Linked DNA regions of Homo sapiens: region 2 is linked to region 1. A link is an interaction called in ENCODE POLR2A ChIA-PET data of the cell type or tissue named here. Cell type or tissue: PC-3. All regions are shown on one strand. Each heading gives the region's core, and the rest is flanking DNA. Links, peaks and the distances in the headings are about the cores only.

The links. Peaks named below come from ENCODE experiments on the same cell type or tissue, not always from the same donor. Only the 100,000 strongest peaks of a DNase experiment are listed, where the experiment ranks them.
Region 2: POLR2A ChIA-PET joins it to region 1 with 7 read pairs; 4 of 35 experiments call an interaction of 5 or more read pairs at or near these places.

What each region holds. Positions count from the first base shown.
Region 1 is chr4:118,972,619-118,978,005 of GRCh38, reverse strand. All of the region lies in intron 1 of SYNPO2 (synaptopodin 2), which reads right to left. All of the region lies in intron 2 of SYNPO2-AS1 (SYNPO2 antisense RNA 1), which reads left to right. Among named protein-coding and RNA genes, the nearest start is that of SYNPO2-AS1, 9.4 kb to the left of the region's middle. In PC-3, for the core only: no CTCF peak of the experiment used is centred there; a DNase peak (open chromatin) is centred at 3,045; H3K27ac peaks cover 1,655 bases.
Region 2 is chr4:118,918,150-118,923,536 of GRCh38, reverse strand. The region is part of intron 1 of SYNPO2 (synaptopodin 2); the gene reads right to left. Among named protein-coding and RNA genes, the nearest start is that of SYNPO2, 32 kb to the right of the region's middle. In PC-3, for the core only: no CTCF peak of the experiment used is centred there; a DNase peak (open chromatin) is centred at 4,986; H3K4me3 peaks cover 579 bases.

The DNA of each region.
Region 1 (5,387 bases), core at 190-5,189:
ATAACAACAAAACTATGTTGGACTATATATGAGGTCCTATTTGCTGGGTTCACTCACTTGGCTAGTAACCTACTACCTGGAACCAGGCTTGCAGAACTCCTGAGTGGAAGTTATGTCTTTGCAAAATTATAAGTGGCAATGCCATAAACCTACAGGGTTGCTTTAGAGATGTCAAAAGTGGGATTGCTAACACTGTACAAGGTCAAGCACTACTCACCATGATATACGTTCAAAGAAGGCCTACATAATGCAGAAATTTCTATAGGGCAGAGTTGATGCTCCACAGACAAGGTAGGATTATGATCCAGACATGTCTGATTTCTAGCCTCTGAAGCTCTTCCCTGCCATCAGGAGAATGGCTGGATCCCACCCACAAGGCTAGTGTCTCCTCAAGTTGAGAGGTGACAGCATGCTGGCAGTCCTCAGAGCCCTCGCTTGCTCTCGGCACCTCCCCTGCCTGGGCTCCCACTTTGGTGGCATTTGAGGAGCCCTTCAGTCCCCTGCACTGTGGGAGCCCCTTTCTGGGCTGTCCAAGGCCGGAGCCCACTCCCTCAGCTTGCAGGGAGGTGTGGAGGGAGAGGCGTGAGCGGGAACCGGGGCTGCGTGCCGCGCTTGCGGGCCAGCTGGAGTTCCGGGTGGGCGTGGGGTTGGCAGGCCCCGCACTCGGAGCAGCTGGCCAGCCCTGCGGCCTCGGGCAATGGGGGACTTAGCACCCAGGCCAGTGGCTGCAGAGGGTGTACTGAGTCCCCCAGCAGTGCTGGCCCACCGGCGCTGCGCTCGATTTCTCCCCGGGCCTTAGCTGCCTTCCCACGGGGCAGGCCTTGGGACCTGCAGCCCGCCATGCCTGAGCCTCCCACCCCCTCCATGGGCTCCTGTGCGGCCCGAGCCTCCCTGACGAGCACCACCCCCTGCTCCACGGCGCCCAGTCCCATCGACCACCCAAGGGCTGAGGAATGCGAGCGCACGGCGCCGGACTGGCAGGCAGCTCCAGCTGCAGCCCCGGTGCGGGATCCTCTAGGTGAAGCCAGCTGGGTTCCTGAGTCTGGTGGGGACGTGGAGAGTCTTTATTATCTAGCTCAGGGATTGTAAATACACCAATCAGCACCCTGTGTTTAGCTCAAGGTTTGTGAGTGCACCAATCGACACTCTGTATCTAGCTGCTCTGGTGAGGACGTGGAGAACCTTTATGTCTAGCTCAAGTATTGTAAATACACCAATCGGCATTCTGTATCTAGCTCAAGGTTTGTAAACACACCAGTCAGCACCCTGTGTTTAGCTCAAGGTTTGTGAATGCACCAATCGACACTCTGTATCTAGCTGCTCTGGTGGGGCCTTGGAGAACCTGTGTGTGGAAACTCTGTATCTAACTAATCTGATGGGGACGTGGAGAACCTTTGTATCTAGCTCAGGGATTGTAAATGCACCAATCAGCGCCCTGACAAAACAGGCCACTCGGCTCTACCAATCAGCAGGTTGTGGGTGGGGCCAGATAAGAGAATAAAAGCAGGCTGCCCTAGCCAGCATTGGCAACCCGCTAGGGTCCCCTTCCACAGTGTGGAAGCTTTGTTCTTTTGCACTTTGCAATAAATCTTGCTACTGCTCACTCTTTGGGTCCACGCTGCTTTTATGAGCTGTAACACTCACCGCGAAGATCTGCAGCTTCACTCTTGAGACCACGAGCCCAGCGGGAGGAATGAATAACTCCAGACGCGCTGCCTTAAGAGCTGTAACACTCACTGCAAAGGTCTGCAGCTTCACTCCTGAGCCAGCGAGACCACGAACCCACCAGAAGGAAAAAACTCCGAACACATCTGAACATCAGAAGGGACAGACTCCAGACGTGCCAACTTAAGAGCTGTAACACTCACCGCGAGAGTCCGCGGCTTCATTCTTGAAGTCAGTGAGACCAAGAACCCACCAATTCTGGACACAAAGTCACTAGAGTCAATCCAGTTATTGGGCAAGAAAGATTTCAAAAGCTCTGGTAGGGGACAGGGAGTCTATTAATAAATGGCAGTCTCCATAGCCGGCACTTTTATATTTTTGCAACAAATCTGTAAAATATTTATTTTTCTCCTGACTTTGAGGAAAGTAAGGCTCACAAAAGTTATGGGACTTGTGTCTGATCATACAGCTAGTGGCAGGAGAATGAAATTCAAGTTCAAAGGCATTTACTATGGTAGATTCCCTCTCAGGCTGTGGAGCACATATTCTTAGCCCTGTGTTTTTTGGGGTATGAGACTGGGTCACTTAATGCTGGTTGGCTCTGATCCAGAGTCCAAGTTTTGATGATTAGGCTTCTGCCTTGTGCTAGGGAACTAATCCTGTAACTATATCCCTGTGTGTCTTACTCTTTGTGACTTAATTGTGCCCTTAATAAATTGTGTGGTAACCCAGCTCTTCTATGACAGGAATTTCCCCTTGCACCTCCTCCTCCTTCCTGGGGGTGAAAGTCCTGCTCTTGAATTTCGCCTGATTGCTTGGACTCTGCTACCACTTGTTAGTAGATATCCCAAGTCCTGTCTGTGTGTATCCTTAAGTTCCTCATAATGGTTGTATTGGATCCTTCATCTCTGTTTGTCATTCATATGCCAGCCTATTCCCACTCTTAAAGCTTGGCTTTTTCTGAAAGGAACTTCTTGCCCAGACAACCCCAAATTTTCTGTTGCCATAGGTGCCCAAACTCTATTCTACTTGTTGATTAGTCTTCCTTCTAGCAGTAGTACTACATAGATTTTGGGATCTGTCACCCAAATTATTTGTTACTCTGTGTGCTGGTCTTTGTCTAGCTCCTTTAGCCCAATGACTGAGCGATATGTGGCCCATAAGATAAGTATGACAGAACAGTGGTGGGAAAGAGTCTGGTGTACTCCTGGAGGTGCAGAGGGTGGCCTCACGTGGGTGCAAGGTGTGTGTGACAGGTTATTGAAAGTAAGGTTGGATTACTGGGGTAGAACCATATTGAAAAGAGTTTTGAATGCCAGAATGTAACACTTGGCTCTCATCCAGTAGTGATGAGAAATTATTATTGGTTTGTAAGCACTCTAGGGAGATTAGTCAGTGTGTAGGATGGACTAGACAGGAGATGACTGAAGATAGAGAAACAAGGAAACCATTAAAGTTCTGCAAAAACAACGTGATGAGAGCCTGGATTAGAGTTATCTGTAATAACCCCAGGAAGGAGGTAAGAGACAACATTTGAAGCAAACTGCACCTTAGTGAGAGATAGGGTATGTAGAGAAGCAGAAGTCAAGGATGAATCTAAAGTCCTAATAATGGTGATGCTGTTGGTAGAAGAAAGAAACATAGGGAAAGAATCAAAATCTGGGGAAAGAAACCCTAAAATCCCAGCTCTCTTTTCAAAATTTTCAGTATTAACATTGATTGTATGTGAGAACATTGCTAGCAAGTATCCAAGCAAAGGGATGTGTTAAAATCAATCAAATTGTTGAATTAAGACTAGAAGACAAATGAAAAATCAAGGCTGAACATATCAATTAGGGATAGATGTGGGAGAAGTCATAGGTGTGGACAAGTGAACTGTGAGGGAAGTCAAACCTAATCTGGCAAGAAATCCAGTTTTCCACAATATTCTGGGTCTAGGCCTCTGCTGGGCCAGTGGCCAAGGATGGGCAAGAGAGTCAAGGATGGACTGTATATTCACAAACAAGAAAGCCTGTTATATAACTTGGCTCTAAAAAGAGCCACCACTACAACTAGGTATGGAATCTCTAAGGCCTGAGATACAATACCTGTGTGAGATTTTCTATCTCATCCCACTGAGAAATGCTACAGATGCCACTTGCTACGGCTGATTCCCTTTGAGCACTAAAATTTACTCTCCCACTAAAGGTGTTGTAGAAATGCCTCTTTTCTTAGCTCAAACATAATTATTGTCCAGGTTTAATATTTAGCTATGTTTAACTCTCATTCTCAACTCTCTTTTCAAAAATTAAAATCATATGACCAAGATAAGCAGGTTGATGATTTAAGTCAGCGTCCTCAGCTGTATAATGGGAACAATAATACCTGACTCCTGCTTTTGTGAAGAAAGAAGAATCTTAAAACAGGTCAATGAAGAATTTACTTGTGTTAAACTATGTTCTGAGTGATGTTAGATTGCTTATTTCAGTGGGGTTTGTTTAGGTTTTATGTCCAGTGGCTACTGATTGGTGTAGCCTATATAGCTTTTATGTAACTTCAGGACCAAACTAGGCTTCTTTTAGTTCTGATACTAATTAATATCCAAAATTGTGGTTAGGAAAATGAAAGGAAAGAAGAAAAAAATGTGGCTATTTATGGTGGGTTCTTTTGTGGGGAGGGAATTTTTTGGCTATGAACTGGCATTTGCCCAACAGTATTCCGAGTTCAGTAAATAACTCAACACGCATGGGTTAAATTTCCAATAAAAACATGAAGCTTAAAAAGTAAGTGGAAAGTACTTGGCAAGATACATATTTACATTTGGTGAAGGGAAATTTTTATGGTGGTTAGCCAAACCTGACATGCACAGGGATTAATTCATCCTCACTCATCACAGAAACGAAAACTGCCAGTATCATATCATACGTGCTATGCTGTGGCTTTCTCTTAAAAATCAGCACCACCGTGAAAGGAAGCTGACCTCTGTGTGCACACACTTAGTGCAAGTGTGTGCCTTACTAGAATCATTATACGTATATATGTATAATAAAACTACTTTTTAAAATGCTGAGAAAGTCTTATATTTGAGGTACTATAATTTTAATAATAGTATAATAGAATCCTTGAATTAATAATTCTATAATTGATGGAATTCATATAATAATTAACAGAATTCACATAATAATATAGAATTACTAATTCTATAATTCTGACTTACTCAAAAATTCAAACGTTTTTCACTCTACAGATGCTCCTCAACTTACAATGGGACTATGTCCCACAAAACCCATCATAAATCAAAAAATACCATAAGTCAAAAATGCATTTAATGCATGTATAAGCCCATTGTAAAGTTGAAACATCATAAGTTGAGTTATAATAAGTGGGGACCATTGGTGTGAAAAAGTGGTGTGAATGGGGAGAAAAAGCAGGTGAGCAAGCGGGGATAGCCAGCTTACAAAATATGTATTTCTGATCCTGTAATATCTAATTTGTTTCCAATTTTCAAATGAAAGACACTGAAATTATTAAGCACTCACTATGTGATGAAAAGTAAACTGAACTTTGAGGAGATTTTTGTAGCTTGCCCAAGGTCACAGAACTAGATTTAAACTTAGAGATGTATAACTTAAAATTGTAGGCAGTGGGCAAAACAGTTTCACCCTTGCTGACTCTGTAAACCTGACAACAATCCTAAGAGGACAATGCTAGAAGTGATGGAGAAAAAACAAAGCTAGCACCTA
Region 2 (5,387 bases), core at 302-5,301, 55 kb after region 1:
TCAGGTGTACATGTGCAGGTTTGTTATATAGGTAAATTGCATGTCATGGAGGTTTGGTGTACAGATTATATCATCGCCCAGGTAATAAGCACAGTACCTGGTAGGTAGTTTTTTGATTCTCTCTCTCCTCCCCAATCCATCCTCAAATAGGCCCTGGTGTCTGTTGTTTCCTTCTTTGTGTTCATGTGTACTCAATGTTTAGCTCCCACTTATAAGTGGGAACATATGATATTTGGTTTTCTGTTCCTGCATGAGTTTGCTTAGGATTATGGCTTCCAGCTCCATCCATGTGGCTGAAAAGGTCATGATCTTGTTCTTTTTTATGGCTACACGGTATTCCATGGTGTATATGTACCACATTTTCTTTTTCCAATCTACTGTTGATGGGCATTTAGGTTGATTCCATGACTCTGCCAGGAAACGCCAATTTTCTGAAGCTGCCATCGTGTTGTGTGTATGGCAGAGAATATTTTGTTTTCCAAAATATATGCAAGAAACCACAGTTCCTTTAATAGATATCCATGGAATTCATTATCTTATTTTAAAGATTTACTTTGTCCTATAAGTACAGATGTATAACTAAAGATATATTTATAGATAAGTCCAGCTAGTCCAAATATGGCTAAACTATACTATATGGATGATACTCTAATAAAAAGATTTTATTTTTTAACAGACTGGAGCCGAATATCTGTCTGGGATCTCTAAACGTAATGTGAAAAATACCAGACACTTCTCCCTGGAGTTTAAAATTTAAGACAACACTAAGTCTCTCTATCCCATTATAATAAAAGCCTTATATTCACAACTAACAGAAATCAGAAAATGCCAGTTGATCTTCTAAAAAAAAAAAAAGGCTGTTACCTTAACCCTCTTTGGTTACATGAACAAAGATGATATGTGTCCCTTTTTATAAACATGTAGGTTCCAGTAGAATATATAAGTAGCAAATATCTACATCCTGTGAATATGCAGGTAGAAAAGAGGGTTCAAAAAAAAAAGAGTGGAGAGCAAAACCTGTTTGACTACACCATCAAGCTAGTAAGTAAACTATTAGAGTTTCCTCAGGGAATTATTTAGAAGGATAAAGTAAGGAGCACCACAAATACATTTTACTTCCAAAAGGAATCATCTACCTGTATGGCTTATATTTTTATAATATATATTCTTATATTACAGAAAGCCAACTTTTTTCTTTCTGTAAACCTGAAGGATTTCTTCAGGGAAAGAAATAACCCTATCATGCAGACGTACATCTACTTTAGACAACACCTGATTCGAATCGATAATTAAAAAGGGTAACAGAAACAACTCCAGAGTAACAAATCTACACATGGTTCACTGGAATTACTCAATGGCTAAAAAATTACACTCAAGTACAAGGAGGCATTTTTTATGCAAGCTTGCCTTGGACATTCACTCCCTCCTCATTTATTTAACCATTTATAAGCCCATGCTAGTCACTAAGGATATAAAGATGAACAGGATACAGTCCCAACCCTCAAGGCACTCCCAGTAATGAGGAAAACAGTCCTATAAAAAGATAATTGTGAAACAATGTGTTAAGTGACAAAGATATGCACAGAGTATTATAAAAACACTGAGATGAGGTAATTAATTTAGGGCCAAGACTGGCTATCTGGAGAGGTGACAAAAGTTAATCAAGTGGAAGAGGGAGAGGACTGCATATTGAGGGAGAAGCAAGAATGAAAACAAGATGTCAAAAAAGAGTATGTGTGTGTGTGTGTGTGTGTGTGCATATGAAAAGTAACTGTAAGCAATTTGATGTTGTAGGAATTTAAAGCTTAAGTGGCAATAGAAAGATAAGGCAGAGAATTAGACAAGACATAATTAATAAAGGATCTATTTTTCCAAATTAAAGAGCTTTGGCTTTGCTATGGAGGGAGTGGGGAAGCATCGAAGGGTTTTTTAATTATTATCATTATTTTATTTTAGAGATGGAGTCTTACTATGTTTCCCAGGCTGGGCTCAAAGTCCTGGTCTTAAGTGATTCTCCCACCTCAGCCTCCCAAGTAGATAAAATTATAGGCACAAACCACTGTGTGTAGCTTCCAAATGATTTTAATCAAGACAGTGGCATGGGCAGATAGATGTTCTAGATACGTCAGCCTGGCTGTTGTGTCGAAGATGGGTTTGAAGGCAAGATCCAGACTAAAGATATGATGGTATCATGAATATAATGATGGTAGTAGTACTTATGAGAATGAAACAATCTCTAAGGGATAGCATGTAGAGTGAGAAGACAGTGGACTGACCATGAAATCCTACAGAATACCAACATTTAAGGACTAGGTAAAGAACTCAGGTTGGGCCAGGTGTGGTGGCTCACACCTGTGATATCAGCACTTTGGGAGCCCAAGGTGGGAGGATCTGTTGAGGCCAGGAGTTCAAGACCAGCCTGGACAACACAGCGAGACTCTGTCTCTACAAAATAAAAGTAAAAAATAGCCATGCGTGTTGATGCGCGCTTGTAGTCCCAGCTACTAGGGAAGCTGAGGAGGGAGGATCACTTGATTCCAGATCCCAGGAGTCTGACATCATAGTGAGCTATGATGGCACCACTGCACTCAAGCATAGGTGACAGAGCTAGACCCTCTCTCTAACAAGAAAAAAAAAAAGGAAAAAAGAAAAGAAATCAGGTGGATCTTAATAACAATCTTCCCCAGCCAGACATCATTCTTGATTTGGCCAGTTTGCCCACCTACTGCCTGGTTATTATATGATTGGTGTCCAAAAAAAAATGGTTTCATATGTGTACTGTGAAAATATTTATTTGTTTTAAGATTTATTTTAACCTCAGCAAAATTGTTCCAATATGCAATTTTAATAAATCTGGGGTATGGAATACATATTTCTTACATTACACTCAAACTACAAAGAGTTCTTTTGATGGTTAAATTACTTTACAGTTTAGAGAAAGACAGAAAATTATTGCCTTTCCTCTGTTCCATGGTGGATTATTTTGTTCTTAGAGTTCTGTCCAAGACAGAACAAGTATCTGGTGCTGTGCCTACTGTGGGTGCCAAGTGTTCTTGTATTTACTCTAATACGTGCACAGTCGAATCACTTAGATAAAAGTTGTTTTTTATGACATGGGTGATCTCACTCACTCCAATGACTTCAACCACCAGCTGCACACAGATGAATTCTAGTCCTTCCCTTTTCCTGAGCTCTGAGTTCTTATATAAAATTGCTTACTAGGCACCCTGGCTGTCCTTCAGCAAACTCACTCTAAAAATACATAAAAGTAAACTCCTTATCTTTCCTTACATACTTATTCCTTCTCCTATAGTCGCTGTTTTCACAAATTACTCTAAATTCCGCTCAAATATCCAAGTCATCCCAGATTCCTCTTTCTCCTTCATTGCCTCCCACAACTCTTCAACCACCTTATCCTACAGGATCCAATTATTTTGCATCAATGGTATCTATCTCCTCTTCTCTACCACTAATTTCTGCCACCTATACTAAAATGATAATTTTATAACTGCTCTCCCAGCCTTCAGTCTCTCATCCGTCCAATAATTTCTCCACCAGTTATCATATTATTCCCATTATTTAAATATCTGTGGTGGATTCCCATTGCCATTATCAAACTCCAGCTTCTTAGCAGGGATCACAAGTCCCTGAATGAGGAGGCTCCTGCCTAACTCTCCACTACATCTTGTTTGCTGCATAGTGAGCCTCTGGTTGTAGCCAACTCCTGTACTCAGTCTCTTTAACAGATCGTGCTGGTTTATGCCTTAAGGCTGTTGCCTCGAACACTTTCTGTGATTCTCTCCTCCATCCTGAAAGACACCTTCTCATATTTCGAGCTATATATTCCACCTTCTAGAAAACTTTCCGATCTCTCTCCATCCTCTTTTGTGCCTCCACTGTCCCCTATACCATCTTCTACAATAACACTTGCAAAATCATATTACACTAATTGGGTCACATATTTGACTGCCTCTATAATATGTAAGCTTTTTGAAGAGAAGAACTTTATAATATTCATCCTGGCATCCCTAGAGCCCAGTTTGATTTATGGTATGCCCTTAACTGATGTTTACTGACATCAAAACAGCTTTAAAAGTTGATACCTAGATGAATAAACTTTTATTTTTTCAGTCAATTACTTCGGTATGCAAAAAGTAGCCAAATTATGAGAGGGGAGTATGGCTAAGTACAGTGACTACAAAGAGGTTTCAGCTCAAAGTCCAATTCTCATCAATTCCAAATGACTGACAAGGAAACAAGCTTGAGAGACAGGGAGGCTCAATCCAGGCTCAGAAGAATGAGTGCAATGATCGACTAGCGCTTCCTGTCATATTAATGCCTAATATTTGCTCTCCCTCATATTATGTAAGTATTCAATAAGCAAGCCTTTTTGATTAAATATTCAATGAGTATTTTTGAATACTTGTGCACATGACTGAATCAGTGTCTGTATTCAAAGCATATATTCATTAGGAACACCATGCTAAAAATGGCAAAACATTTCTGCTGGTGCTGCCATAGAATTTTTAAAATGTATATTTAGTTTCATAATAGTCCTAATTTTAGCATATTCTGTCTGGTTGGTACAATTAATAATATTTTTAAAAACATTTTAAAACTTTTTAATCTGTATTTTGATGGACTTGGAAATCTAAAATAGTCATTGCATTACCTTCAAAATACTTGATGAAGAATTAAATTATTGCTACCTAATATAACTGTGTATGTCATGTCTTCTGGCAAACTAGCAATATTGAGTTTGAAAGGCAAATGAAAATCTTATCCCGATGTTTGGACTAAGTTGTTTTTAAGGAACAACTTACTTTATCTGCAAAGCAGATTTAAGTAAACGCAATCTGTAAAATTTTCTTTTAGAAACTACTCTCTTGTTCCACATCATCAAATTAGAATGTTTCATTATAATTTTATCTGAACTCTATATGCTCTAGTGCTGCTCTGCAAATGAGTCAGAGGAGAACTATTCCCAGTTTGCAGCCAATTCTCCAGAGAAGCAAAGGAAAAAAGAAACAACTGCCTTTTAAGGAAATCAAACCTGTTTCTAGTGATAAACCCCTTTCCATTTCTATTTGAACATAGTCTCAACAACCAACGAACAGAATACTATGAAATAATGTGTAAAATACATTACCTATTGGATGAACCACTTAGCCAAACACATCTGTAGGTTTGTTTAATGTTTTTCATATACCATAATCTATTACATATAAACAAATTATATAAATATACACACCTGGGTACATGTGAAATGATAAAATAACTTTTTTCAGCAAACATTAAGACATCTGGTTTCAGTTTGGAATTATATGTTGGCAAACATTGTTTAAAAAATGGATTTTTTAAAGTTTAAAAAAAGAACTTTCAGTTTC